2 separate regions of the Homo sapiens genome follow, and region 2 is linked to region 1. A link is a loop called in an ENCODE intact Hi-C map of the cell type or tissue named here. Cell type or tissue: ovary. All regions are shown on one strand. Each heading gives the region's core, and the rest is flanking DNA. Links, peaks and the distances in the headings are about the cores only.

Region 1 (15,737 bases), core at 6,972-14,971:
AGGGACTGATTATAAAGGTGACAGACATGCAGCACCAATTAAATTTTCAACACCACCAGATTTCTTATGCTTTCCTCTGGTTGAGAATGGTAAGTTGATTGAAAGAGTCAAACTCTGTAAAATATTTTAAGATATTTATTTTGAGCCAAGTATGAGTGACCAATGGCTATGACACAGCCCTCAGGGGATCCTGAGGACATGTGCCCAACCAAGATGGTAGAGCTACAGCTTTGTTTTATACATTTTAGGAAGACATAAGACATCAATCAACACATGTAAGATGTACATTGGTTCAGTCTGAAAAAGCAGGATAACTCAAAGCGAGGGCTTCCAGGTCATAGGTAGATTCAAAGATTTTCTGACTGGCAATTTGTTGAAAGAGTTAGGCCATTGTTTAAAGACCTAGAATCAATAGAAGAGAATGTTTTTGTTTTTGTTTTTTATCAGACTTAAAGTCTATTCTGTCTGTCTTAAGGTATCTATTTTAATATTAATGCTGGTCAGCTGTGCCTGAATTCCAAAGGGAGAGGGTATAATCAGGCATGCCTGACCCCCACTTTGTATCATGGCCTGAATTAGTTTTTCAAGTTAACTTTGGAATGCCCTTGGTCTAGACGAGGGGTCCATTTAGATGGTCAGGAGGTCTGAAATTTTATTTTTGGTTTACAGCTAGGACGCTGATTCCCAGATCAAGACATTTAAGCAGACACAGATGTGACTCCTAAGTAACCACAGGACCCACTTCCACACCCCTCATTGCCTCCAGACCCATAGTGAGAGCTACATCCCAGTATATCCCAGATGGAGAAGGACAAAGCTGAGTCTGTACATCAGAAGAGTTGCAGGAAAATTGGCAGGAGTGTGCAGAGCATGTATGGAAGGGGGTCCTAAGGGTATTACATGGAGAAGGATGAAATGCAAAACTTGATCAAGGAGAATGTAATGATATGGGTGGATTCGCTCAAGACTCAAGATTTACTGTGCTGGCTTGAGCACCTGGAAGTGGCCTTCATAGCTATGTTGGCTAGCAGAAGTCTCATTCAACAGTGGCTGGCAGTTAATGAGGACTTTTCTAGCATTCTGAAGAAAAGGAAACTGAAGGCTTAGGAAGTTGGGAATGTTGGAGAGGATCTATTCTGTGCAGCATTCTTAACTACGCCTTAACCACACTCCCCAGGAGGGCCAGAGGACACTCCCTTCAAAGGCCATAAGAATTCCATTAGTGAAATGTTCACAGGCATCCTGGAAAAGCACTTCTTGGCTGTTTTCTGTAAGCAGGAAATGACACTGGGAGAGGCTGCAATGGAATTAGGTTTCTTGATTATAATGGGAAAAAAAATGGAATCCCAGAGTAGTAGAGGCCAGATGTCTCATAGGCACATGGGACACAATTACCCTAATGAGCTGCAGAACTGATGTGGTAATTGGAGCATTTTATCCTATAGGGATCTGGGGCACTGGCTAACTAATCATGGGGTCCCTAGGATTGCAATACATATGTAGACCATTAGGGTGCTGCTTGACGTATGTTAGCAGAAAAATTCTGAGTCTGGTGGGCAGAATCATAGTGGGAATTTACCCAGTGTTCAGACCCCAAAACCCAGAGATCCAGAATCTCTTGACTTTGGGAGAGAGAGGAACAGTGTCTTTGGACAAGTGCCCTGCAATGTGGCCGTAGGTATATACTGTGAATCTTTCTCCAATCCTCCAGAGAGACTGGAGGTCATTCAGCAGAGTGAGAAGGGGAAATATCTAGACCTTCCAGGGACTATTATACGCTGTTTCTGAACTCATGCTAACCACCAGAGTCTCAAATTGCCACTGTAGTCCACAAGTCACAGTGAGCTCATGGAGACCAGGTGATAAATGGAATAGTGGCCCAAGTCTGTCTTAAAATGGGTCCAATAGGACTGAGGATGTACACTGCAGCTATGTTTCTAGGCCCAGAATGTGTGATAGTAATAGATATATTAAGCACAATTTTATCTGGAATGGTAGGAGGGGCCACGTAGGAGCTGCTCACTTCCAAGTGGAACTGTCCCCTCCCACACTGCAAAGACAGTAAATCCAAAGAAATATCATAACCATGGTGGAATTACAAAGATTAATGCAGTCATCAAATGCTTAAAAGATGCAGGAGTGGTGATTCTTACCACATTAATATTTAACTCATATGTTTGGCTGGCACAAAAGCCAGCTAGATCATAGAGAATTACTGTAGATTATAGAAAATTTAGTCACATTGGTGATGCCAATTGTAATTGCAGTTTCAAATGAGTATTTTTACTACAGCAAATCAAAAATGCCCCTGGCACCTGGGACACAGCTATAGTCCTAGAAAATGATTTTTTTCCAATTCCACCAGTGAAGCTGGTTGTCTTCACATGGCAAGGACAAGAGTACACATTCACCCTAGGCTTTATATCAGGGCTGTATCAATGATCTGCTTTCTATTGTGATATAGTCCACAAGAACTTGAAATCTTGATCTCTTACAGAACATCACTATTTCACTGGTGACATTGTGTTAATTGGACCTGGTGAACAAGAAGTGGCAAGTATTTTAGATGGCCTAGTAAGATACATGCATGCAGGAGATGGGAGATAAATCCCATTAAAGTGTAGGGGTTTCCATATTGTGAAGTTACTAGGGATTCTGGAGCCTGGCAGATGTTAAGAGTGAGTGACAAATTGTTACATCTTATTCTTCCTACCACAAAAAAAAAAGATACAACTTTTGGTAGACCTGTGGGTTTTAGAGATAACATATGCCATTCTTGGGTATGCATCTCTGAGCATTTAAGCTGCCAGTTATGAGGGACATGAGACCAAAATATTCTCTGGTTATGGTGCAAGCTTCTCTGCCTCTTGATGTCTATGAATAAGCAGACCCAGTGGTAGAGGAAGCATTTTTATGCAGCCTATTGATATGGTTTGGCTGTGTGTCCCCACCCAAATCTCATGTCAATTTATAATTCTCAGTGTTGTGGGAGGGACCTGCTGGGAGGTGATTAGATCATAGGGATGGATTTTCCCCTTGCTGTTCTCATGATAGTGAGTGAGCTTTCATGATATCTGGTTGATTTAAAGTATGTAGCACTTTTCCCTGGGCTCTTTCTCTTGCCTGCCACCATGTGAAGAAGGTGCTTTCTTCCCCTTCACCCTTCTGCCATGATTGTAAGTTTCCTGAGGCTTCCCCAACCATGCTTCTTATACAGCTCGTAGAACTGTGAGTCAATTAAACCTCTTTTCCTCATAAATTACCCAGTCTCAGATATGTCTCTACAGCAGTGTAAGAACTGACTAATACACCTATATAAAATATAATCAGTATCCCCTGGAGGACTCTAGCAAAATAAACATGCAGATCCCAAGGCTATGGGTGTAAGGCCTCTTTTGCTGATATTTGCAAAGCAGCTTCTTGCTTGCCACTAGGCTCTGGCAGACAGTGAATTCCTCCCTGGTCACAGGACAGCAAGCGACTATGTGACCAGGGCCACCCATCATGACCTGAGTATTATCTCACCTACAAAATCAGCCCCAAATAAATTGCATAAGCAGTATGCTGACTAATTTTATATGTCAACTTGACTGGGCCACAGTGCCTAGATATTTAGTCAAATATTATTCCAGATGTTTATGTGAGGGTGTTTTTGGATGAGAATTAAGTTTGAATCCATTGATTTAGTAAAGCAGATTGCCCTCTATAATGTGGGTGGGCCTCATCCAAGCAGTTGAAGGCCTGAATAGAACAAAAGGCTGACCTTTCCCAAGCAAGTGGGGATTCACCAGCAGACTGTCTTTGGACTCAAACTGCAACCTTTTCCTGAGTCCGCTGACCTACCACCATCACATTTTGGACTCACCAAGCCTTCACAATTGAGTGAGCCAATTCCTTACAATAGATCCTTCTGTATATATGCATGTCCTGTTGCTTTCATTTCTTGGAAAACCTAATTCAAGCAGATAGCTCAGACTCTTGGAACCTGCCCCTATTACCTACTTGCCTCTCTCACAACTTATATTTTCGGCTTTGTAGGAATCCCCTATGACTAATTAATGAAGAGAAACCCCAGGCCCAGTTTAAAGACACACAGCATCAGCCAGGAGCAGATGGCCAGTGTCACTGTATTCCTATTCAGCTGTGGCTGTGAAAGCGAGTAGTGAAGGAAAATCATCCCAGTAGGCAGCATTCTGGGAAGGATATCAGATTATTCACTTCAAATGGAATGAGAAATGGTCTGGAGTACAGATTTACACAGAATCATGAGCAGACGCTAATGGGATGGCCAACTGGTCAAGGACTGAAGAACAAGACTGGAATATTGGTGACAAGGAGTTCTGGGGAAGGGTGTCTGGGTAGACTTCACTATCTAGACACAGATTGTGAAGACATTTGTGTCCTACATGAGTGCCTACCAGAGGGCATCCCTGGACTTAATCATTGAGACCATGTACGAGGTGGCTTGTTCCACCTCTTCTCTGGGATGAAGACTGTGATTGTCTTAACAATGTGCAGCCAATAACAGAAGTCAGTGCTGAGTTCCCCATATGGCATCAATGCTCCTAGACATACGACCTGGTTGTGTCCCCATATGCCCATTGCAAGTTGAAAATATCTTAAGTTGAAAATGTGTTTAATACACCTAACCTACCAAACATCATAGTATAGGCTAGCCCACCTTAACCATGCTCAGAACACTTACATTGGCTTGTCATTGGGCAAAGTCATCTGGCCACACAGGGCACTGTAGAGTGTTGGTTGTTGACCCTTGTGATCACCTGGCTGACCAGGAGCTGCTGCTGCTGCCTCTGCCCAACATCACAAGAGAGTATTGTACCACATATTGCTAGCCCAGGAAAAGATCAAAATTCAAAAATTGAAGTACAGATCCTACTGAATGTGTGTCACTTTTGCACCATTGTAAAAGTCAGTAAGTTGAACCATCCTAAGTCAGGGTTGGTCTGTATTATTCGCTGAGCTGAAGTCACCATCAATCTGGTGGCAGATTGCTAATAGTAAATCCCATCCAACATGGTATGGCAGTGATGGGTCCTTATATGAATAGATCTATATTCTACATGTTTTTGGTTTCCCTGTTCATAACACTCTACCAACACTGTCCCTATAGAATGCCCTATTCATCACTATAGATCACATTGCCTGTGATCAGAAAACTCATCTTAAGATTAAAAAAAAAGGTGCAGCACAGGGTTTATTTTTATTTTTTATTTTTTGAGACAGAGTCTCACTGTGTCACCCAGACTGGAATGCAGTGGTGCAGTGGCACGATCACAGCTCACTGCAACCTCAACTTCCCAGGCCCAGGTGATCCTCCCACCTCAGCCTCCCAGGTACCTGGGACTATAGGCACACACCACCACACCCGACTAATTTTCTGTATGTTTTGTAGAGATGGGAGGTCTTGCCACATTGCCCTGGCTGGTCTCAAACTCCTGGCATCAAGTGATTCTCCTGCCTCAGCCTCCCAAAGTGCTGGGATTACAGGCATAAGCCACTACACCAAACCTGTTGCATCCTCTTAGGAGGTGTTTGCTTCTGATCCTTGCAAACTTGAGCTCAGTGGGTTTGCAGGTCTTTGTGCACAAGGGAAGAACAAGGGAACACAACCAAGGTTCTGTTAAATGGGAAGCTGAGACTGCCTTCTAACCATTTCAGGCTCTCTTTCTACTGATCCAACAGGCAGAAATGGGGCTCGCACTGCTGGCCAAGGTATCTGATATGATTACAAAGGAGGAATTTGCTTGCCACTCACTATACAATGAGGGCAGGGAAGACTTTATGCAGAGTCCAGGAATTTACAGGCCAGTGCTTAGTATTCTCTTAATTCACTGTTCAGTGGAAAATCGAGGCAACCCAATAACAACAGGACCACCAAGGATGCTGATCGTGAAGGAATAAAGATAACGAACCCAGCTCGGTTGAGGCACTATCAGAGAATAGGAAAATAGGTAATAGGCAGTAAGGGGACGAAGCCACTATTACTAACTTGGGCCTCAGAAGCAGGTATAGCATGTAGCAGCTTCTATGTTAATTACTTGATGTTCTTTCTTCACTTTCACCCCAAAACCTCCCATGAAGAGCATCATGGCTAACACTTTAGATTTGAGATGAGAGCATGATGTTAGCGACCTGCCATCATTCTGTGGATGGTGAAGTGCAGGGTGTCTCTTTTTTCCACTCTCTACTCTATGTCCCACAGGCAGGCCTTTGTGGACTGCACCAATGGGTGCCATGGTCTTCAGCAGCTACGTGGGTTTAGCCAGAGGAAGGCACTGGCAGGAGACTGGAGGCAGGAGGAGAGTGAGTTGTAGCATTTTTTCCACCTGCTCCTTCCCACTGGATTGGAGGTTGCCAGTGGCCTCAACACTGTACCAAAGATTACAGCTCCCACCTCACAGGGTTTCTTTCCCCAGGTTCTGATACCTGCTCCCTCCCCTTGCTCCTTCTCTTCAAGCCTAGAGGGAATAATGGCTCCCTCCTCCTGTGGTGTTTCCTTAACTATTTTTGACTTTTCTTAACTCTGTAAACTCTTGTCAATAATTTCTTTATTAAACTCTGCTGGGCCAGGCATGGTGGTTCATGCCTGTAATCCCAGCACTTTGGGAGGCCGAGCTAGATGGATCACTTGAGGTAAGGAGTTCAAGACCAGCCTGGGCAATGCAGCAAGACCCCTTCTCTACCAAAAAACTTAAAAATTAGCTGGGCATGGTGGTACACACCTGGAGTCCCAGCTACTTGGGAGGCTGAGGCAGGAGGATCTCTTGAGTCCAGGAGTTTGAGGGGTGCAATGAGCTATGATCACACCACTGCACTCCAGCCTGAGCAACAGAGCAAGACCTTGTCTCTAAAAAACAGAATTAAATGTTTTAAAAACTCTTCTCAGTTGCTGTATTTGAATTGCCTATGACAAACCTCTCTGATACAGCCTGACGTGGTCCAGCTGAATTTAGAATGAAACTCTTCTCTCAGACTACTGCCAATCCTCACGGGTTCTCAGCAGGCCTGATTCATATTTCCTGGATCTCTGAGTCACCTTTCTGCATCCTGTGTAAATGTCTTTAGCCCCACACTCATACAGACACCTTTTCATCAGCCTTCTGACTAGATAATCAGGAAGTCATCCAACAAAGCTCTCCTAGTCTCAACTGGCGCACATATGAGCTTGCTTCATGGAAGGTTCTAGAGCATTTGGTCTCAGTCACTAAAGCATCTTAGGAGCAAAGTTTTGAATGGTGAGCAAACTAGAAAGCTGCAAATGAGTTGCAGGCATGCCATGCAAGATGATCCCCTCATCCTTCAGGGCAGCTGAGCAGGGCCTCGAGCAGCTGGGGGAGCCTCACTTAATGCTCCTGGGAGGGCAGCCAGGGAGCATGGGGTCTGCAGGCATGGTCCAGGGTCCTGCAGGCGGCACGCACCATGTGCAGCCGCCCCCACCTGTTGCTCTGCCTCCGCCACCTGGCCATGGGCTTCAGCAGCCAGCCACAAAGTCTGCAGCTGCTGTACATGGACAAGAAGCCCACAAGCAGCTAGAGGACCTTGTGTTCCACGTGCCCAGGGAGCATGGCCCACAGCCCAAAGACCAGTCAGGAGCAGGCAGGGGCTTCTGGCAGGCCCAGCTCTACCTCTGTCTTCACACAGATGGGAGATTTCTGTTGTGATTTTGAGTGATGTGCCCCTTTGGTGACATCCAAGATAGTTGCTGAAGCACCGCTCTAACAATGTGTGTGTATTCTGAAAACGAGAACTTCTTTATTCTGAAATAATTGATGCAAAATAAATTAGTTTGGATTTGAAATTCTATTCATGTAGGCATGCACACAAAAGTCCAACATTGCATATGACACAAAGAAAAGAAAAAGCTTGCATTCCTTAAATACAAATATCTGTTAACTATATTTGCAAATATATTTGAATACACTTCTATTATGTTACATATAATATTATATGTATATGTATATATAATATACATATATATGTTACATATAATATACTTCTATTATGTTACATATAATATTTATCTATAAGTAAATACATAAATATAAAGATTTGAGTAGCTGTAGAACATTGTCTTATGTGTTATCAGCTACTACTACAAAAATATCTCTTCCACTTATGCCAGTTTGCCATATAAATATGATCATGTTTTACCGTGGCACTTACGGAAAAGGTCAGGAAACACTGCTCTGAGGCATTGCACACACATAATTCCCCTGCCTCTGAGACCTGCCACTCCTATAACGTATTGGCAGCAACGACAACTAGGAATTAAATGCTGAATTGAACACCTGAAATAAAGACTTCCCTAACATAACCACAACTCTCAACAATCATTTCCCTCATAATAGCAGAAATAATTTCCCATGGGGCTAAAGCAGTGACACACACACACACACACACACACACACACACACACACTCTTCTAAGGTTACCCTGATATAAGAATATGAATTGACCTAGGATGGAGGTAGTTGATTTCAAAGGGTGAAAGGAACAACATAACCAGTAAATGGTTCAAGTAAAATTCTAATTCAGAGATCTGGCATGTCATAGGTACTGTGCTACTTAGCCATAGTCAAAACAGATGGGTCTGGAGTTGAAACACCTTGGTTCTCAGACCCCTAGATCCTTCTAGGCCTGCTTATGAAAAGGCTAAGTATAAGAAAAGAAAGTAGAAATGAATGGCAATGTGAATGAACCAGACACTAAATAGTACACACTATGTGATTGAATTATTTTAAAGAAGAAAAATATGCAAAATTAATCTATGGTGTTAGCAATCGGGATAGTGGTTAACCTCCTCAGGGTGGGGCAAGGATGGTAAAGGAGGACAGCAGAGGGGCTTCTGGGCTGTTGATAATATAAAGTTGCTTAATCTGAATGGTGGTTACACAGACATTTTCTTCTTGTGAAAACGTATCAAGTTGTATAATTACGTGTTATCTTATATACATGTTTATTATGCCTCAATTACAAAGTTCTAAATGAAATGGCAGGGAGCCCATACTAATATCAAGATACTTGATAGTCAGGCACTGGCATAGAAAACAGAAAACAAAAACAAAAATTCAGGGGCCCTGGCTGACCACAACCTCAATATGAAATATCAAGTTAGTGTTGTTAGAAGCAAAGAAACAAAGTGAGCTGATAACTGGACTATAACAAAGTATACTTGTGTGACTTACAGAGATTGGAAAGTAGTTCTTCTCTGATACAATGTAGCAACTCAAACCCTGATTAGAATAATGGGTCGTTTTGCTTAACATCCCTTTTTTTTTTTTTTTTTTTTGAAACGGAGTTTCGCTTTTGTTGCCCAGGCTGGCGCGATCCCGGCTCACTGCAACCTCTGCATCCCAGGTTCAAGCAATTCTCCTGCCTCAGCCTCCCAAGTAGCTGGGACTACAGGCATGCACCACCATGCCCGGCTAATTTGGTATTTTTAGTAGAGACGGGATTTCTCCATGTTGGTCAGGCTGGTCTCGAACTCCCGATCTCAGGTGATCCACCTGCCTTGGCCTCCCAAAGCACTGGGTTTACAGGCGTGAGCCACTGTGCCCAGCCACATCGTTCTTAAAAACATTGAAAACTGGAAGGGATTCAGAGATGGGCAATAGAGATGATTAAAAGAGATAAAAAATTGCTCTAAAAAAAAAACCATTAAAAGTAACACATTTTTTTAAAAATTGGCTGCTGGTCCTCTCATCTTGATAAATGGTCATATAACTTTCCTATGCTTTCCTCAAATTCTTTTTTCCTTTTCCCTTGTCTTTATTGGCAAGTGGACTTCTAAGAGCAGAATAAGTCGATTGAAATTAATGTATTGAGCAGATATACCACGGTCATTAAAACATAAAATAAAAAGATGTTTGGTCATTAAAAAGCACTAGCTAGGCCGGGCATGGTGGCTCGTGCCTGTAATCCCAGCACTTTGGGAGGCCAAGACAGGCGGATCACCTGAGGTCAGGAGTTTGAGACCAGCCTGGCCAACATGGTAAAACCCCATCTCTACTAAAAATACAAAAATTAGCCGGGCGTGGTGGCGTGCGCCTGTAATTCCAGCTACTCGGGAGGCTGAGACAGGTGAATTGCTTGAACCCGAGAGGCAGAGGTTGCAGTGAGTGGAGATCACACCACTGCACTCCAGCCTGGGCAACAAAGAGTAAAACTCTGTCTCAGAAGAAAAAAAACAAAAGCACTAGCTAAAGTAATTGAAGTTGCTGTAGCTTAAAGAAGAGAAGGCTTAATTCGCCTTAAAATAGCTGAAGATTTTTGAGAAGCAAGGTTATTGGTCATCCTGCACCTCAGAGAAATAGAAGTAAATAATCTTAAAACAGATTTCAGCAAGATATCAGAAAGACTGGATAAAGGTGTGAGTCACAAGTTCTGGGGACATTCAGGTGGAGAATTAGGATATTTTGACTAGGCCAGGATTTTTCTAACATCATAATTTTTATTATCTCATGAGTAATGAGTTCGATTTTATTTATAATGACAATAGTTTAAGTCTGTAATGCCTTAGAGCTCTCCTGGAGGGGCACTTTGACAGCATTTGCCTCCGCTTGGAGCCCTGCTTTTGAACTGGTACTGCCAGGGGGAGATCGATGCTCACAGGCTGCCCCGAGGCAGCAGGTGGGCGGGCTGTGGCCTACAGCCCCTCTGCTCCCCGGGGCCGTGCCAGGCCAGGCCTGAGGATGCCGGCTGTCAACAGTCACCATGGTGACCTCATAGCCAGCAGCTGCTCTCCCCACTGCGGTGAAGGTGTCTGAATGGCTTCTGAGGCGGGTCCAAGGGCGGTGGGCAGTCCCAGATAAGGCCCGAAGCTGGGGAAGGTCCTGGCCACTTATTTAGCTGAACCCATCACCTCTCCTAGGGCTCCCAGCAGAAGTCGGGGCTCGCTTCAGGGGAGGTTTTGCCAGAATAGTCTGAGAAATGTCTCCTGGCATTTATGCTCCTCTGCTGACGTCCCCTTGCCCTGGGAAAGTCTGTGATGCCTGGAAAAGAGACCACAGTGGGAGACCATTTTTCCAAGGGAAAACTGATTTATGTGAATCCCAGGTTCAGGGCAAGACTCTATCCCATCAGCCTGATGTTTTGTTCATTTTTGAGCTGTCAATAGGAAATCTGGACACTCCAGACCTGAATCTAGAAGCGGCTTCTGCTCTTTGTCCCAAAAACCTGCAGCTCCTTGAGCAGCCCCTTTTCCCTAACACCCCTGGCACCCAGCCCTGCACACCCAGCCCCTCCACCACAAGCTCCACGGCCGGCACCCCCTGCCTGGCACCTGGCGCCTGGCACACACACAGCAGGGCCGGGCCAGTGCCCGCGGGAGCCTAACAGCTGGCAGGCCACCTCTCAGCCCGGCTGGGCTTCAGGGGAGAGGGGAGGCCGGTCTGGGGAGGGGAGTCTCAATGGAGACTCCAGCAAGACATCTGCTGCCCTGGCCACGAGATCTGAAGGGCGGATGCAAGAAGAGACAGAGCGGGGGTGGCAGGACAGCCCCTACCCTGCAGCTTTGCCAAGCACTGGCTCCCACTCTCAGAGGTGGCCATAGCCTGTCCCTTTTAACGCCTGTCTCCTCTCCCCTCCCCCTGTCAGCTGGCGTCTCAGGAAAGAAGTATCACAAGCAAACTGCCACGGAAAAACAAAGCTGTCTGCTGGCCGCCAGCCAGGCTTGCACTGCCGCCCCTGCAGCCAGTCCAGGCTCCCCCACTGAACCCCACTCCGGGCCTACAGGCCCTTCCCTGACATGTGGACCCCCGGCCCTGGGCAGCCGCTGGGCCCCGGCCAGCTCAGGGGAGGACACCTCCCTGCTTCTCCAGCCTCCTCTGACGCCCCCATCCAATGCTGGGAGGATGGAAAGGTTGAAGCTCTGTAGGCCCAGTGCCCGCCTCGGGGAGGGAGGTACTGATGAGCAAGGGGACTCGCCTTCTCACTAAATTATGAGCCTGGAGCCTCCCGGGCGGCTCCTGTAGAAGCAGCCCTTCCGCCCCATCTGCTTTTCTCTTCTCTGGGCCATTGCTCCTTTCAATCCTATGAGCTAAGGAAATTGGTGTTAGGGTGATGGGCTGTCTCAAGGATCCAACGCTATTTCTGGGAGCCTGGTTAGAAGAAAGAAAGAAAGAAACTGTAAGGCCAGGTGCGGGTGCAGTGGCTCATGCCTGTAATCCCAGCACTTTGGGAGGCTAAGGTGGGAGGATCACTCGAGGCCAGGAGCTAGAGACCAGCCTGGACAACGTAGGGAGACTCTATCTCTATTAAAAAAAAACACACAAAAAAAACAAAAAACACATTAGCCAGATGTGGTGGTGCACACCTGTAGTCCCAGCTCAGGAGGCTGAGGTGGGAGGATCCGTTGAGCCCAAGAGTTCCAGACTGCAGTGAGCAGTGATTGCACCACTGCACTCCAGCCTGGATGGCACAGCAACATCTTGTCTCTAGAATGAAAAGAAAAAAAGAAACTGTCATCACCCCATGATTAGCATAAGGATTTAAAAATAAACTAGCAGTTCTGGCTCTTGGCCTTGCAGAACAGTTTATAAGCTGACTGAGGGGGTCCAAACATTTATGTCACCCATGACTCTCAGGCAATCTGGGATTTTCTTTTCTCCAGGAACGCTGCTGATTGTGTCCAGGATATGAAAGCAGTGATCTTAGGGAAGCTGGGCAGGGGGACAGGCAGCACCAAAAGTGACCTCTAGGCCCAGTAATGGAGGGGACTTTATCCCTGGTGACTAGTGGAGCCGCGTCATGTCTATAAGAACGTACTGCTGGCCTAAGCAGTCCAAGGATGCTCCTTTGGGAAGTCCCCAAGTCAGAGTACAATCACAGGGTGACAAGAGGGTCATTGGCCCTGACTTACATCCTCCCCACTGTCAGCAGCATGGGCTGTCTTCCTGCGGTTTGTACTCACTGTCTGCCCACTTGCTTCCCGTTTCTGGTTTTTTGCAGATTAGGCTTTAACCTTCCTTCCCACCCTTCCTGAGATCTAGAGACTCACCAGGAGAACTCCTAGGCAGTTGAGCTTGTCTTATAGGTGGTCACCGATCAGCCTTCCCTCAGGGCGGCAGCCTCTCTCCCTCGCATCTTCTCCCACTGGTCATCAGCCACTTGCAGCATTCAGGCCCCTGAGAACTGCCAGCCCTGGCTGCAAATTCTGTGAATCTCACAGAGCTTCCACCTGCATGGCTCGGGCTCCAAGGAACACAGAGAATGCGGACCCGGACAGGTGCTGTGCGTCACAAGAGCTAGTGCATGCTCGTGCATGCTCATGTGTGCTCATGCATGTTTGTGCACGCACACACACACACACACACACACACACACACAGAGGTGTGACCTAGCTAGGTGCAACCATTAATCTCCAGCCCCACTCTTTCCTTAGACCTCGACTCCCTCCTCTCCTCCCTGTCTCCTGGCCCCTTTATTGGGCCATTATTGAAGGCCTCAATGTATATCTCTCCACTTCTTGCCTTTCTACACCATCATGTCATCATCCATTTATTTGACTGTCTCCCCCTCAGGTTCCAGGAAGTGGCAGCAGAGCTATATCTTGTTTGGGGGCTAGGATAGTGAGCACTTGTTAAGTGTGTGTGGAGTGAATGGGATCCTCCAGATCTTCTGCTAATTATCAGCTCAGCCATCAGCCTCTGGGGCTCCAGGGGCGCAGCCAGACATGACTAGCCTGGTCCCCTTGGCTCTTCCATCTTCTCACCCTCTGCATCAAAGCAAATGGAACATGTATTTTTAATGACTTAGGCAAGCCCCATGCTTTTAATAGGGAGAAAAAGGAGAAACACTTAGCTAAATACACAAAATGGGCTTTAGTCTCCTAGGAGTTCCATTTCAGGATAGAATGCGAGAGATAATTTTTTTAAAAAGCAATGGAATCTCTTTGCCTCACCCCTTGTCACTCCCTCGGCAGCTCTCACTTGGACCTCTTAGCCCTCCTGGGACACTGCACCCCCAGTTGCTGGAAGCCAAGGAAAAGCACATCTTATGTGTAGCAGGTGCTCAGTGTGGCCACGGAAAGAACACCATTCTGGGGGTCATGAAACCTGGTGCCAACCATGGTGTTCTCAGATGTGCTGCTCACTTCTTTACACTCTTGTTTTTCCACAAAATAACACTAGATCCCTCCCCTGCCCTGCTGGCCTGTCTTATAGGATGGTTGTAAAGAATAAGTAAAGTAAGAACTAGGAAAGGGCTTTGGAAAATCGCATTCCATCTCCCAAGTGCGGTGGTGGTGGTGATTCCTCAGAGGCTGGTGCAGAGCGGAGAGGCCAGGCCGGCCTGGGAAAAGCGTGGAGCAGAAGGAGCAGGTGTGACATTGTCCCACCTCTCCCTTCAGCCTCACGTCCCTTCCCCTTCTCCACTCTGCCCTGTGTGCCCCTGCTAGGAGCTGCATTGGGTCCCCCCAAAATTCATGTGTTGAAGTCCTGACCTCTAGGACCTCAGGATGTGACTGTGTTGGGAGACAGAGCCATTAAAGAGGTAAGGAAGGTTAAATGAGGTCACCAGGGTGGCCCTAATGCAATAAGACTGGTATCCTTAGAAGAACAGATTAAGGGACAGACACACAGAGATGGAAGACCACATGAAAACATCAGATGAAGACAGCCATCTACGAGCCACGGAGAGAGGCCTCGGGAGAAACTAACCCTGCCTGCCTTGATCTTGGACTTCCAGCCTCTAGAACTGTGAGGACACACATTTCTGTCTGTGGGGCTTTGCTATACAGGCCCTCCCATTCTTTCTACTCCTCCTTTGGCCCAATCGGGTGTTGCAGGCCTTCAAGGTGCCACTTCCCTAGCCCCTGAGAAGCAAATTCCCAATGCCTGCTTCACAGCGCTCTCACGCCTGACAGGGCAGAGCATGGCAGCTGAGGACGCTTTCACTCAAAGATGTCCCCTTTGAGGGGTGATTTCTACCACGCTACTAAGACACTCAGGAGAGCAGAGCATCCTCCCTGTCCATGTGGAACCTGCGCTATTGGAGAGTCCCAAAAGCACATCCTTACAGCTGACGGTATCACCTGGGAGATTGATAACAATGCTAACTCCTAGCCAGGTGCAGTGGATCTCGCCTGTAGTCCCAGCGCTTTGGGAGGCCCAGGCAGGAGGATCGCCTGAGGCCAGTTTCAGACCAGCCTGAGAAACATAGTGAGATTTCATCTCTACAAAAACTAAAAACACATTAGCTTGGCATGGTAGCCAGTGTCTGTAGTCCTAGCTACTTGGAAGGCGGAGGCAGAAAGATCACTTCAGCCCAGAAGTTCAAGGCTGCAGTGAACCATGATTATGCACTGCACTCTAGCCTGGGTGACAGAGAAAGACACTGTCTCTAAAACAACAACAAAAATACTGACTCCTGAGCACACCCTTAGAGATTCTAAACCAATAGGCATGAGGTGGTCTGAGAATCTGTGCTTGGATCCCCTGGGGACATGGGGCACAGCTGGGTTTCAGAATCACTGACCAGCTTGCCACTGTGTGAGGACATCCCTACTTAACTCACAAGCACCCACCAAGTCTATGCAGAAAACCTCTGAGAGAATCTCCTTTGTGAAGTCTGATAGGCCCTGGCCTCCTGGTTCCTCTTTTTTTTTTTTTTTTTTTTTTTTTGAGACAGAGTCTTGCTCTGTTGCCCAGGCTGGAATGCAGTGGTGCAATCTTAGCTCATTGCAAACTCCGCCTCCTGGGTTCAAGCGATTCTCCTGC
Region 2 (15,737 bases), core at 4,247-12,246, 92 kb before region 1:
CTTTCAGGCTTTGGGTCAAAGTAATATTGGGAGTTTATCCTTTGAATCTCTCCTGTTCTCCAAGCCTAGCAGTTATAAATAAATTTTTTCTTTACATAAAAAAGACAGAGCCAGCTGGGCACGGTGGCTTGTGCCTGTAATCCCAGCACTTTGGGAGGCCAAGGTGGGTGGATCACCTGAGGTCAGGAGTTTGAGACCAGCCTGGCCAAGATGGCGAAACCCCGCCTCTAGTAATAACACAAAAAATTAGCTGGGCTTGGTGGCGGGCGCCTGTAATTCCAGCTACTTGGTCGGCTGAGGCAGGAGAATTGCTTGAACCCAGCAGGCAGAGGTTGCAGTGAGCCAAGATCGCTCCATTGCACTCCAGCCTGGGTGACAGAGTGAGACTCTGTCTCGAAAGAAAAAAAGAAAAAGAAAGTGCAATGTATCAAGGAAGGAAAGCCCAGCAACACCGCTTAGGAGAACAGTATTTTAAATAATAAAAAAGCATCTTGGTATCTTGCATGTCACCTTCCCTTGTTATCAAAGCAATATATTCTCTGGATATTCTGTTCATGAACATATTGTGTAGACAACTCCTGTTGGTAGAGGCTTTTCTTGGGAACTGCCAGTGAATGCTTCTCCTTCCCCTTGGGAGGCTGCCATTCCACGTGGCTCTGGTGAGTCAGAATCCGGCGGTCACGCTGATATTCCATTTGCTCCCTTGACAGGAGAAAAATGTTTCAGAATGACTTAATCCTTTTACTCTCTAGGGTCTTCCTTCTAAGTGCTCCCTCTTAATTCAATAAAAACTTATCTGTGTTAATACATGTCTGTGTCTGCTGCAGCCTCGCTCGGAGTGTGTTCTGCCTGGTGTTCACCCATCGTCTGATAAACGAAATGCCCATGTCTGCTCTTCCTGCTGTTTAGTGGATGTGATGCTGTGGCTGATTGTGGGGAAGGGTTCATTTCCAGTAGTTGATACCTAATCCCCACAGGAAAATAGGAACCCTGATTGAATAAAACACAGCAGAATTAGATTTCTCAACAAAAATAGAACCAGAAACACCTGTGCACAATTGCCTAGGGTGGAATAAGTGACCTTCAGGAGAATAGGGTTAAGGTGAAGAATTCTGAATGCCCAAGGTGGCCTTTGGGTCAGAACTGGAGGAATAGCCTTAATACAAGGAGATAACCTTACAATATTTTTCCTCTTTATTTATTTATCTGCAACTTTTCTAAAATTATGAAATATTTCAAACACTCAAAATAATCGATGTTAACATTTTGCCAGATGTCCATCGGGTTGACAAATCTAAGAAATAAAATGTAATAGATGCAACTAAAACCCTGCCCCCAAACATCCCCCATTCTCTTTCCCCAGAAATCACTGCTTTCTTGAAGCCAACATGCATGTTTTTACTACATATTTATTATCTTTCCATAATCTATGTGCTGTGATGTGCTTTAACACTGACATGAATGGAATCCATATCCTTTTACATCTTGCTTTTTTTACTCCGTATCATGTTTTTGAGATTCCATTTATTTATTTTTGCCACAAATAGTTATAGGGTGCCTATGATGGGCTAGCAGTGTTTTAGGTACAGGGGAAGTGGCATTGAGGAAAAAAAAAAGACAGAGACAAAACCCCTCATGAGACAGACAATAAAAAAGATAAGTAAAATATATGCTATGGTACAAATGAAATATAGTATGGATGAAAAACATACTATAGCAGTGGTAAATGCTAAGGAGATCATTTAAGGAAGAAAAGAGCATAGGGAGTGTGTGCATGTAAGCGGAGCGTGCGGTTGGCATTGGAGACAGACCACGTTGCTTCAGGTTATCCGATGCATGGTATGATCTCTGGGGAGGTGACGACTATGGCACAGAGGGCTGGCTGCAATGTATTAGGTTGGTGCAAAAGTAATTGTGGTTCTTACCATTACTTTTAATGGCAAAAACCGCCATTACTTTTGCTCCAAACAAAAGTGTCCTTGCTCACTGCTCCGTTGGGAATGACCGAATCATACCATATGCACATCTTCAGTCACTTTCACACCACCTCCCTACACCATTGTACCAATATATACTCCCACCAGGAGTGTATTGGAATTCCTATTTCCCTGTGTACTTGCCAGTTCTTTTCGGATTTCTGAGTCTTGCCTTTTTGAAAGGCATAAGTGATTATTTGTTGCTTTTTAAATTTTTACTTCCCTGACTACTAGCATGACCAAGCATCTCCATGTGGACCCCGTAGTTTTCCTCTCTGGAATTATCTGTTCACATCCTTTGCTCCTTTTTCTATGGGATTGTTTGTCTTAATTTTATTCACTTCTATAATTCTTTTACATAGTGTGGATTAGTCCTTTTTCATTTACGGGAACTGCAGATGTATTCCCCACCTCTGTAGCTTGTCTTTTTACTTTGTCTATGGCGTCTCTTGTGATGTAGATTAACACCAATGCCATCAAAATTATCAAGTCTGTCTATTGTTACTTATAGTTTTTATTTCCTAAGAACTGATTTCCAACCCCAACGCCATAGAGGCATCCTGCTGTATTTTTTTCTAAAAGTTTTTCTGTTTCCATACAAGTCTGTAATTTATCCAGAATTCAATATTTGTGAATGAAGTAAGATTTTTAAAACTATTTTTCTTTTCATCTGTAGATAGCCAGTTGTCCCAGCATTGTTTATTGATTCTCTGTTAATGTAATGAGACCTCTGTTCATGGATTCTCTGTTAATGTAATGAGACCTCTGTCCAATGGCAGATTTTCAGATATGGGGCCCATTGGTCTGTTTATCTGTCTATCACTAGTTCCACCATCCTTATCATCATAGGTTTGTAATAAGTCTTGGTGTCTGGTACAACCCCCTCCCTCCATTACTAGTCTTTCACAAATCTGCCTTGGCTATGCTTGCCTTTTCTACTCTACCGTAATAATTCTAGGATCAATTTGGAAAATTCCCAGTCAGGAATTGTATTGCATTGCATTTATAAATTAATTTAACAGAACTGTTAGCTATATATTGAGCCTTTCCATCATGAACATATTTTTTCATTGATCTGGGTCTTGTTTAATAACCTTTGATACATTCCATATTTTTTAATGAAGACCTAGCACATTTTTTGACACATTACATCCTACTGCAATTTTTTGTAACTACAGAAAATGGTGTTTGTAACTGTTTTTATTAATAGTTTTTTGCTGGCATATCGAAGAACTATTTTTTTTACATTGGCCTTATATTTAGCAATGTTGCTGAATTCTCCTACTAGTTTATCTGTAGTTTCACTCATTTACCTATTATTTTATCAGCAGATAAACATATTATCTTGAAATATGACTAGAATTTTTTCTTTTCCAATCATTTTAGGTTTTATTCTTATCTTATTCTATTTCTTTTGTATTTCTTATGATTTTAGGCTAAATTATTAGTAATTAAAAGCTCAGACTTGTTATGTCTTGTGTTGAATTTTCCTTTGACCATTACATAACAAACTTCTTTATTCCTGACAGTGCTTTTTTGCCTTAAAATGTATTTTATCTGCTATTAATATAGCTGTAGCAGTTCAATTAGTATTTGCTTTTACTATGAGCTTTTCTGTGTCATTATATTTTCAATAAATTTCTGTAAACAGCATATAACCAATTTTTTTTTAAAGAATCCAGTCTAAGCCTCTGCATTGTAGCTGGTGGCAAAATATATTAAAATGTATTACAATTAGTAAAGTATTGGGATTTACTTTTATCACTTTCATTTTTTGTTTAATTCTCATTTGATACAAACAAAAACTAAAGAATTTATTGTCAGCACATCTGCATTACAGAGAGTATAAAGGAACTTCTTCAGGCAGAAAGAAAATGATACCAGATGGCAATTTAGAAATATAAAGGAGTGAAACAGCCTCTGATGGGTAAAATACAGAAGATACTTTTTCCCATATTTTCCATTTTTTAAACTGATAATTGATTGATTAAAGTAAAAGTAATAACAATGTATTATGTAGTTTATAACATGTAGGACAATTTATGACAACAACAGCATAAAGGATGGGAAAGTAAAGGGAAATGCACTGTCTTAAATTTTTTACACTGCGCAAGAAATGATTTAATATTATTTGAACTTAGACAGTTATAAGTTAATGATATACATTGTAAAGTGTAGATCAACCACTGAAAAAATGGCAAAGAGGCATACATAATAAGCCAATTGTGGAGATAATATGGAATCACTAAAAATACTCAATCCAAAAGAAGTCAGATAAAGAGAAAAAAGGAGCAGAACAGATGAAACAAACAGAAAATAGATGGCAAGATGATATGTGTAAATCCAGTGACATATTAACGTATGCCAAATGTATATAGTCTAAATACTGCCTTTCAAAGGCAGATACTTTCATATTGAAAAATAAAGCAAGATGCAACTACATCCTTTCCACAAGAAACCCAAATGCACTTCATGTCCAAAGATGCAGGTAAGTTAAGAGGATGGAAAAGATATTCCATGCAGATAATAATCAAAAGTAAGCTGGAGTGACTATGTTACTGTCAAACAAAAAAGTAGATTTCAGAGGAAAAAATATTATCAGGTCATATGAGATAAAGAAGGACATTTCTAACAATAAAGGGGTAAAGTCATTGACGAGAATGTTAAAAACTAAATGTGATTGCACCCATTAGCAGGGCTTCAAAATACATGAAGCAAAAGCTAGTAGAAGTGAAAGGGAAAATAAACAATTTCACAACTATTAATTGGAAATTTCAACACTCCTTTCTCAGTAATTATTGGAACAAATAAAAGTTAGTAATGATCTAGAATACTTGACAACAGTATCAATCAATTTGATTAATCAACATTTAGAGAACAGTCACCCAACAATAGGATTACACATTCATTTAAAAGGCACATAGATTATTCATGAAGATAAAGCTAATTCTGGGCCATAAAACAAATCCCAATACATTTAGAAGGATTAAAATTATACAAAATACATTATCATTATCTGAGCATAATGTAATTCTCCACAACTAGAAATCAATAACAAAAACATATCTGTAAAATGCCCAGATATTCAGAATTTAAAGAGTACACTTCTTTAGGTCAAAGAAAAAATATTTGACCTAAATGTAAACCAAAGCACAACATAGCAAAATCTGTGGGATATGGCCAAAGAAGGGCTTAGAGGAAAGTTTATAGTATTGAATGATTATATTAAGAAGAAGAAAGATCTCAAATCAATTAACTAGGCATTCACCTTAAGAATGCAAAAACAAGAACAAATTAAATCTAAAATAAGTAAAAGTTAGGAAATAGTAAGATTGAAATAAAAAGGAAATTTAAGAATAAACTCAAGGCTGGGCATGGTGACTCACGCCTGTAATCCCAGCACTTTGGGAGGCTGAGGCAGGTGGATCACGAGGTCAACAGTTCGAGACCAGCCTGGCTAACGTGGTGAAACCCCGTCTCTACTAAAAATACAAAAATTAGCTAGGCGTGGTGGCGGGCACCTGTAATCCCAGCTGCTTGGGAGGCTGAGGCAGGAGAATCACTTGAACCCAGGAGGCAGAGGTTGCAGTGAGCCGAGATCGCGCCATTGCACTCCAGCCTGGGTGACAGAGTGAGACTCCGTCTCAAAAAAAAAAAACAAAGAAACTCAATGCAGCCAAAAGTTTGTTATTTGAAAAGATTGATAAAATTGGTAAGCATTTTGCTAACCTGATTTAAAAAAAAAGGACACATTACCAATGTTATTAATGAATGAGGAATCATCACTTCAGATCCAGCAGTATTAATAGGATAATAAAAGAATATTAAAACCAATTTGTGCCAGTGTATTAGACAACTTAGATGAAATAGACAAATTCCTTGAAATACACAAATTGCAAAACCTCATTGAAAAGCAAAGATCACTAGAATAGCCTTCATATTCATTTGTTTTTAAATGAATTTGTAGTTACTTTCTCACAAAGAAAACTTCAACTCAGAGGACTTCACTGGTGAATGCTACCGCATTTTTAAGGAAGAAACAATACTCATTTTGCACAAACTTCATCACCTGATAAAAGGGATCTATAAAAATCTGCAACTAATATCACATTTAATTATGAAACACTGAATGCTTTACCTCTAAGACTGGTAACAAGACAAGAATGTTCACTTTTACTACTTCTGTGCAATATTATGTAGGAATACATAGCCAAACAATTAAACAATAAAAAATAATAAAATAGACAATATGATCATCTATGGAGAAAAAACTAAAGAATCTACTAAAAAGTTGCTAGAAATAATTTTAGCAAAGTGTCAGAATTGAAAGCCAACATACAAAATATAGGAACTAACAGTTGGAAATGGAAATTTAATAACAATATCATTGATAATGGAATAAAATGTATGAAGTACTTAGGGATACATTTAACAAAATATTTGCAAGACTTGTGCACCAAAAATGCCAGACATTGCCAAATTAGAGATGACCTAATACATTGAGAGATATAACATGTTCATGGATCAGAAGACTCAATGTTGTTTAAATGTCAATTTTCCCTGAATTTCTCTATGAATGCAAGGCAACTTCAATCAAATCTCAGTTTCCAGATTTATTTTGTCAACTTTGCTTCTTGTATCCTATTTCCTTTCATCTGAATTGTTTCCTTCTTAGATACATTTTTTTTTAATTCTTTAAATGAAGGTCTGTGAACAGCAAATTCTCCAAGTATTTGTTAACTAAAACTCCCTTTGTTTTTTTCCCTCACTCTTGATTAATAGTGTAACTCTAAGAAGATATTATATTGTCCTCTGATCTTCAATGTTGGTGTTAACAAATTTGCTGTCATTCTAATCTTTGCTATTTTGTGTATGATATCTTTTCCCTCTTTCCTTTGCAGAATTTCTCTTTTTATTTAATGTTTAATAGTTTCACTAGGAATTCTCTAGGCGTCTTTTTTTAATACTCATCCAGCTTGAGATGCCCTGGGATTCTTTCATTTGAAGGTTCATGTCTTTAATCAGCTCAGAGTTATCACCCATTTTCCTTCAAATATCTTCTCTAATCCTTTCTCTATCATCTCCTTCTGGAAATCTTGTTAGATTTGTAAAATCTTGGATTTTTCCTCACCTTAAACTCTGTCTCACAGTTTCCATCTGGTCTCTCTATGCTGGATTCTGGGTAAAATCCTCTAATCTTCAGTTCAGTGATTGTCTCTTTAATTATGCTAAGGGGCTGCAGAACCTATCCATTGAGTTTTTCATTCACTGAGTGTATTTGTCATATCTATAAGGTCTATTTAGCTAGTTTTTCTACCTTCCTTTCTTTATTTTTAGTGTCTTGATCTTTCCTCCAGTATTTGACTCCTTCTATTATATTTTTAGGCATTCTTAGCATACTTTTCCCCTCTCTGATGGTCATTCTGTTACCTCAAGTTCAGGGGACTTGAACCTTAACTGTTGTTGTGTCTGCTGATTCTTCATCACAGTGAATTATTCCATTACATATTTCTTTTTTTAAAAATCATGAGGTCATCTTTAATGGGGGTTATTTTCTGAGAAAATACAGTGAGCCTATGTTGTTAGAATGTCACTTCAGGGTGATTTGGGATTTCAGGCATTCCAGGGACATCCACTTTGGAACAGATTATGTTTATTTCTCTGCTACACGTTTCCTGAGCCATGTAGATATTTGAATGCTTTCTGAATGGATTAAAGGCATATTTTGGACCCAAAACCTAAGGGCAAGCCCAGGGCTTAATTTTCTCTAAAGAGATTGTTTTCCTAACCTCAAGCTGGGACAGCTTCCTTGTCTTCTTCCTGTGCCAATAGACAGATTTCTTCCAATTTCTCTTCCCACTGGGGTTCAACTCTTCCAAAGTCCCTGACTTATACTTCTCAGGATTACAAGACTTTATCTCCTGTCCTTATATGGGTGTCAAAACCCAAGCCCCTAGGTTTATTGGGAACAAAAATAAATTCCCAGGTCAAGTCACAGACATATTGCTCTGATTTTTCAACTCCTCCTCATTTCCAAGGCTCAGAATCTCTGCTATGCAATTTTTAAAGGGTTACATGTATCCCGAATTTCCGCATATCTGTGGCAGGAATGATTTCAAGTTTCTTAGTCCATTATCTTTCTGGAACTAGAAATCCCCTTCTGCACTTATTCATGTGGCCACATCCCAAGAAGTATAATTTCAGAGTAATCTGTGACTGTTTATACAGCTCCAAAACACATTAGTTAAATTGAAATATTTGGCCCATAATCCAGTTGTTTTTGTCTACATGGTGCCAAATATCCAGATGTGTGTGTCCAATTCATCTGTTGCTTCAAAATATAATAAACTTGCATTATTAAGCACATTGCTATTTCACAAATGCAGGGGTCCTCTGGGTGTAATTCTGTCCCTTATTTGCTGAGACTTATTATATTAGAGTACATAACTTTCATTCTGCCACGTTGATTTATAATGCTGTAATTCTCTTTCTTGTTGTTATTTTTATTTTTTCACAATACAGTATTGAGGTCAACAAGTATTTATTAAGCTCCTGGCTGAGGGTGAAAAGAATAAAAAATCACTCTGTCCTTTGGGGATATTAAAATCTAGTTTATGCATTCATTCCCTCAGTCAATAATTTTTTACTGAGCACACACCATGTTCCTAGGGAGACAGGGAAGTACCAGATACAGTACCTGTCCTTGTGGAGCAGACAGTTTAGTGGGACACAAATAATCACACAAGTAATATAAAAAATTATAAAATACTAAAAAATTAAAAATAAAAATTATAATACATTTTATGTAGAAAAGTACAATTGCTGTGATCGAGTATCACACATAATCTCAACTTAGTTTGGGGAAGTTAGAGAAGGGCTCTCTTAGGAGTGACCGAAGCTGGAACCTGAAGGAGACAGGCAAAGAGTGAGGAGAAGAAAGTTCCAGACAGAGGAACTGTGGGTGGACAGAAGGGGTGTGACAGGCTTAAGGAGCATGAAGATTGTCAGTGTGTCTGGAAGTGCCAGCTGGAGAAAGAGTCAGGAGTCCAATCATGTCTGAGTAGGACAGAGTTTGGATTTGGATTTTCTTCTAAGTGCAATAACCCACCATTAGAGTGTGGAGCTGAGGGATGATATGCTAAGATCCCTGGCTGCCCAACAGGAAAGGGGTTGGAGAAGGGTGGGTGTGGAAAAAGAGAAAGGCGTTAGGGTTTGGGCTAGGTGGAGGACACGGTAGTGTGGAATAAGGAGGTGACAGTGGAGACGGAGAGGAATCGATGTCTATGAGATGTTTTATAGCTGTAATCAATGGAACTTGAGTAGTGAGGGAGAAGAAACTGTCAGGGTTGATCTGCCAAAAGCAATGGGGAATATAGAGCTGCCATTTGGGGAAGGCTGGAGGAAAGAACTCCATTTCTAAGGAAAATTAGTTCATTTTTGGGCATGTTAACTCAGAGATGTCTATGAGACATACATGTAGAGATGCCAGAGGGACAGTAAGATGTATGCATGGAGTTCAGAAGAGCTGGAAAAAGTTATAAGTGTGGGAGTTGATGGCATTTAACTGACATATAAAACCATGGAAATGGTGAAGATTAACCAGGGAGAGACTATAGACAGAAAAAGGACAGGCGGACTGGTCAGGTAGAAAGAAGACCAGGAATCTATTTTTTTTTAAAAAAGGCGGAGCAGGAGTATCTAAGGTGGGAAGAAACAAGGAAAGCTTGGTGTCACAAAATACAAGAGAAGAGAGGGTTTAAGGATGTAAAAGTGGTCAGTGGTATCGAATACCTCTGAAGGTCTAGTAAGATAAAAACTAAGAAATGGCCATGGGGTAGTGTGGATGCTATGAGTGAGTCTACCAAAAGCATTTTGGTTAAGAGAAAGAAGTAGAAGCCAGACTGAAATGGGTTAGCATCAACTCTCCTCCCAGGAAGGGGAGAAAGGAAGCATGTAGAAACAAGACTTAACTCAGGACACATGACGGAAGAAAATACAAGGCAGTTCTACAATCGCAGATGTGGGGAAACGAGTTTCAAATGGAGGCTAGAGCAGTGGGGAGAACCCTGATGAGGTTTGGCCCTTGGATAATGAGCCAGATTTAGATAAACAGAGAAGAAGGAGCATATGCCTGGGAACCAGCATGAATAAAAGCAAGTGAGCAGAGATGTTCAGAGGATGAGGGGGACGGAGAAGAGCCCAGCATGAAGATGGCTGAAAGGACTGAGAAATGAAAATGGATGGGAAGGGTTGAGTATATCTATGTTTTTATGTACCCACTTCTGAGAAATGCACTCTCTGGCTGCTGAAGGACCTCTCCTGCATTCCATCCATGAGGCAGTGGAGGGGCCACCATCAAGGTACCTAACGACAATGGCATGGGAATCCAGCCAGGCCGGTCAGCATGCCTCCAGCAACCCTCGTTGACAGACATTCCAGAAATGCTCTTGTGGAGGGAATGAAACTGGCCTTCAGAAGGCAGCAGATGAAAGAGAGGGAGTGGCAGCACCCCATGGTTCCCAAGGCCCACCAGGGGCCCACTTGCACCACTGTCCTTCCTGTGGTTTGGGTACACGAAGCTTCCAAATATACTCTCCCCCTTTAAGCCTAAGACTCACCTGCCACCAGGAGTCCTGCCATACAATGAGATGGTGCCAGAGCACAAGAATTCCCTGTTTGGGGTTAAGCGATGGACCAAGAGGTAGAGGAACCCCCACCAGGAACCAGACAGACACCCCACATCTCAGAAGTCATCCAGCCTTATTTATCAGTAACAACTTTTGAAATCTCTAGCCTTGGTTAATAAATTGTGGTTGATTCCATTAACATTATTTTGAAATGCCATCAAAACCCTTTTTACTGAAGCCTCAAGGATTAGTTTGTGTCTGAATCAGCACACCAAGGCTCACTGATCTGAGCCAGCATGAATACACTTCAAAACAGAGGGATCTCGAGGTTGCTGGTGAAACGAGGGCACAAGTCTTTTATCCGCAGGCTGGAGGTCTGGTTGCTATCAGCCCTCTAAGGGAACTCCGTGGCAGGTTTATGGTAGGATGGAGGTAAGATGATGGTGGAAGATCATTCTCCTTGCCAAAGAAGTGACAAGGAAGCATTTCCAGGCCCCCCGGGCTCTGCTGTCCGTTCTCTTTGCATGTTTTTATGCCTTATTTGGATTGCAAATGTACACACACAGCAAAGCGTCCCTGCTGGTTGAGATGTCAGACAGCATTTGTTATTCCAGTTCACTTTTATGAAGAAGCCACAATAACTCTGGTTCCTATTTAGTGCCTTTGAAAGCTGATTTCTTACATGTGGAGCTCCAGTAGCCAATTCAAGCTTCCTGAAATCACAATATACCCAAGGGGTAGACACAGGGGCCAGACCTCTTTGGAGGGCCACACTGCTGAGGCGCTGTAAATGTCTAATGTGGAAGCAAGTGTTCCTTTATAAAAAGACACAGTGCCTCAAAGATTTAATAACTTAGAAAATGTTCATGAGATAGTATGTGAAAAATTCAGGTTATATAACTGTGCAGTGCAATCCCATTTCTATAAATAAACATATGCATACGTCTATACACATATAGTCTGTGTGTGTATGTGTGTACATACATTTAAAAGATACTGAAGTGATACACACCAAAATGTTAACAACAGTTATCTTGCAGGACAGCAGGAGGGGGCTTGTAGGTGACTATTTTATTTCCTTTTCTTTGCTTCACCACATTTTCTCTTTTTTATTTAATTTTTATTATTATTATTATTATCTTGAGACGGAGTCTTGCTCTGTGGCCCAGGCTGGAGTGCAGTGGCTTGATCTCTGCTCACTGCAACCTCCCAGGTTCAAGCAATTCTCCTGCCTCAGCCTCCTAAGTAACTGGGACCGCAGGAGTGTGCCACCACACCTGGCTAATTTTTGTATTTTTAGTAGAGACGGGGTTTCACCATGTTGGCCAGGCTGGTCTCGAACTCCTGACCTCAGGTGATCTGCCCACCTTGGCCTCTCAAAGTGCTGGGATTACAGGTGTGAGCCACCATGCCTGGCCTACTTGGATAATTTTTTAAAGCTATTTTTGAAATGAGCATCTCTCAGATTTCCTGTAAACAAATATTGAAAGCCCACAGTTGTAGGAGTTTTGGAGGGTAGGGGGAAAATGGGGGTAGGCATGTATGTTGTTTGTTGCTATATCACTTTATTGCAATGTACAAGAGGGCTAGGAGTTGCCCAGTGTCTGAGAAGCTCATATCAACCACATAAAGGATGGTTCTCCAGTTCTTATTCTCACTTAACCATAAATAAACCCACTAGATAATAGCTGGCTGGTACCAGAACACATAACCCCTCCATAACCAGGCTTTTATACTCAGTCCGGATAACTCTATGTGCACTACTTGCTGCCTGAGGTTTGGTGGAAATCACTTAATCACAATACTCCAAGACATCACCTTTCATCCCCAGTAGATAGAATCCCCAGCAAAGCCAAGATGCTAGCACTTATTAGCAGTTCTTAAATGGCCTTACCTGCCCCCATTCAGCCTATTAGCTCTATTGTAAGACTGTCAAAACCGAAAAAGTTAACCTTAAATGGATTTCTTATTTTTATTTATTTACTTAGATGGAGTCTCTCCCTGTCGCCCAGGCTGGAGTGCAATGGCACCATCTCAGTTCAATGCAAACTCTGCCTCCCAGGTTCAAACAATTCTCCTGCCTCAGCCTCCTGAGTAGCTGGGAATACAGGTGCGCACCACCATGCCTGGCTAATTTTTCTTATCTTTAGTAGAGACAGGGTTTCACCATGTTGGCCAGGCTGGTCTTGAACTCCTGACCTCATGATCCACCCACCCCTGAGCTCACTGCAATAGAAGTACATGCTCACACACGATCATTGCACATACACAAGTAATGCCCAGTGCCTAGGCGTGTGGATTTTGGAGCCAAATAGTCTTCAGTTGATTTGCTTCAGCTGCATTATCTGATTTATCATAACAACCCTCTGAGGGTAGAATATCCTCCATTTTAACAGATAGGGAAACAGGGGCCTGCAGAAGTGAAGGAACTTGCCGTAGGTCACGAAGACAGAAAGTGAAAGCTGGAAACCAAGTGCATATTTCCCTGACTCCAGAGCCTGGGTTTTTAAAAAGTCTCCTGCCAGGTTATTTCCACCACTCCGACAAGAATATGACTGTGGGGATGTGTACATCTTCAGGACCCATGTCACCAAGCTGTTTGAGATGATGATGGTTTGTTTCCCAGCAAGCTCTTCCAAGCAACAGCCTAGACTGTCTTTCCCTTTTCTTGTACCTTCTCTACCTCCCACTTTTCACTGGTGTGCTACACACACACACACACACACACACACACACGGAGTCTTCATGAAATAACTGCTTGCATTTGACGCTACCAATGTGGGTTTCAGACCCTGTTGCGGCTGCAACAGAGCCCGTTTCAAGTGGCACAGGTGGGCGTCCACTCACTGCTCCAAGTTATGAGGCACTGAGGTCTCTTCTAAAGGGTCTGAGTTGAGGCCAATGGCTTATTTGTTAGGACGGTCGGTGAAGAGCTCAGCCATCTTCCCTAAACTTCCTTGCAAACAGCAGCTGCAGATGCCCACGAAGAGGCTGGGGGAGTGGCCATTTTAAACAGGCCCCAAAGAGCTCTTGGGACTTGGCTTCCCTACCCTTTGTGTCCCTCGTAGGGTGACTGGGAGGCTCTCAGGAGTTTTCCCGGGCAGATTAACTTTGACAGAACATAGCACATAGCCTGCACAGAGTATGTGACCCATCTCCTCTTTATAGAAGCTGGCCACGGCCGCCATTTTCAGGATCTATCAAGGCTCCTGAGGGAGGCGGCAGTTCAGAGCCTGCAAAGATTGGGGAAAGTGTGGGGCCAGAGAGGCTGGATAGAAGTCCTTGGGTCACAGCCTTCCTCATCTGAAAAATAAGTGTGTGGATGGATCCAGCAGGAGCCTGACTTAGAGTGGGCCTTCCAAGAATCTCTAGTAGAGCAAATCTAACTTAACTTTTTAACTTAATTTTTTAAACTTAATATCAATCTCAAGACCTAAATATGAGTCTAGCCAGCTGCCCTGCCTGCCACCAGGTTTACTTGTAGTGGCAAATCATGTTCCCCTAGTAAGCAGGATGAAGCTGACACGAGCCATTGTTCATGAGGCAATTATTCTAAGGAGGGAAAGCAGGGGTATGGGGAACATAATATGGGAGGCTGCTGTGGGGCACACAGAGTTAATGCGCACTTTTCTCCACAAGCATACACCACAACCGCAACAGGAGCTAATTACTCTTGTTAATTACCTAGCCCTGGGTCAGATCCCAAGGCTGGTTAAAGATAATCAAAGACTAAGCTCATCAATTCTTCCTTAGAGTATTACAGAAAGTCTAAGTTTGAATGCATAAATCTTTTTCATTGGTTCTGACTACCTCTGAGATAACTTCTCTGCACAAATGAAAATAATTTTGCAGTTGAGCACAGCAACTTCCCCACTTCCTCCTTCTTGTCTTTTAAGATACCCCCTGCCCCAAATATTTCTTCTGGTATTCTTCTCTCTGCATGTAACATGATATCAGTGGGAAGTTTGGCAAAAATAAGTTAATAAATTAACAATTAATAAACTAAAAGTCTACATACAAAATGATTCCATTTATTTAACATTCTGGAAAAGACAAAACTGTACAGATGGAGGACAGATCAGTGGTTGCTGGCTGGGGAAGGATGGAAGGTCTGACCACAAACAGGCGGCATTGTGGAATTTGAGAAATGATAGAACTCTTCCGAGCATGATCGTGGTGATAGAAATACAATGCTATGCGGCCCAGGCGCTGTGGCTCACGTCTGTAATCCCAGCACTTTGGGAGGCCAAGGCGGGAGGATCACCTGAGGTCAGGAGTTCAAGACCAGTCTGGCCAAAATGGCGAAACCCTATCTCTACTAAAAATACTAAAAATAGCTGGGTGTGGTGACGCATGCCTGTAACCCCAGCTACTTGGGAGGCTGAGGCAGGAGAATCACTTGAGCCCGGGAGGCGGAGGTTGCAGTGAGCTGAGATCACACCACTGCACTCCAATCTGGGCAACAGAAAAAAAAAAAAAAGAAAGAAAAATGTTCTGCATTTGTCAAAACCCATACGCCATAAGGAGTGAATTTTGCTGTATTTTACTGTGTGAAAGCGAAAAAGAAATGTGAAAAGAGAACAAGAAAACTTATTCTCACTCTTTTGGGCAGTTTTTTTGTTGTTGTTAATTTGTCTTTATTACTAGAAATTACAAAGATATCTTTTTCTGACAAACAAAATCTTTGAAATTCTAGCAGAAGCAGGGCAGGGGCAAATATTGGCATGTTTCACTAATTTGTCCTAAATGTCCTGTATCTACCGGTTTTGAAAAGATTCAGCAGGTGTAGATTTTTTTCCCCTGGGAATGGGACTGGTGTCTACAAAAGCAGAGTGTAGCAAATGCTTAGACAATTTTCCAGTGAGATCAGTCAAGTCTTAATCTCCATGACGCCAAAATACTGGGCTGCAAAGTGGAAAGGTCAGTCAACCGCCCAGCTGTTTTGTGTCTGTGTGTCCCCCCAGTGTATGTGACTGTTCGGAGACAGGTTGCAGATCCTGTGGCCGGTGCCAGGGAGGTGCCATCATAGTTGGAAGCTTTCCCCAATAACAAATTTCTTTACACATCCACAACTCCCTTCACAGGGGCAGCTACAGCCTGTTCTTTGTCATCTAATTTCAACAGCAGTTGCTTA

What was found. Peaks named below come from ENCODE experiments on the same cell type or tissue, not always from the same donor. Only the 100,000 strongest peaks of a DNase experiment are listed, where the experiment ranks them.
Region 2: it touches region 1 in a loop (6-fold over the local background); 3 of 110 quality-filtered maps call a loop at or near these places.

What each region holds. Positions count from the first base shown.
Region 1 is chr10:31,738,729-31,754,465 of GRCh38, forward strand. No RefSeq gene overlaps it. Among named protein-coding and RNA genes, the nearest start is that of MACORIS, 39 kb to the left of the region's middle. In ovary, for the core only: no CTCF peak of the experiment used is centred there; DNase peaks (open chromatin) are centred at 11,682, 11,896 and 12,839; H3K27ac peaks cover 972 bases.
Region 2 is chr10:31,649,466-31,665,202 of GRCh38, forward strand. No RefSeq gene overlaps it. Among named protein-coding and RNA genes, the nearest start is that of MACORIS, 50 kb to the right of the region's middle. In ovary, for the core only: no CTCF peak of the experiment used is centred there; no DNase peak of the experiment used is centred there; H3K27ac peaks cover 319 bases.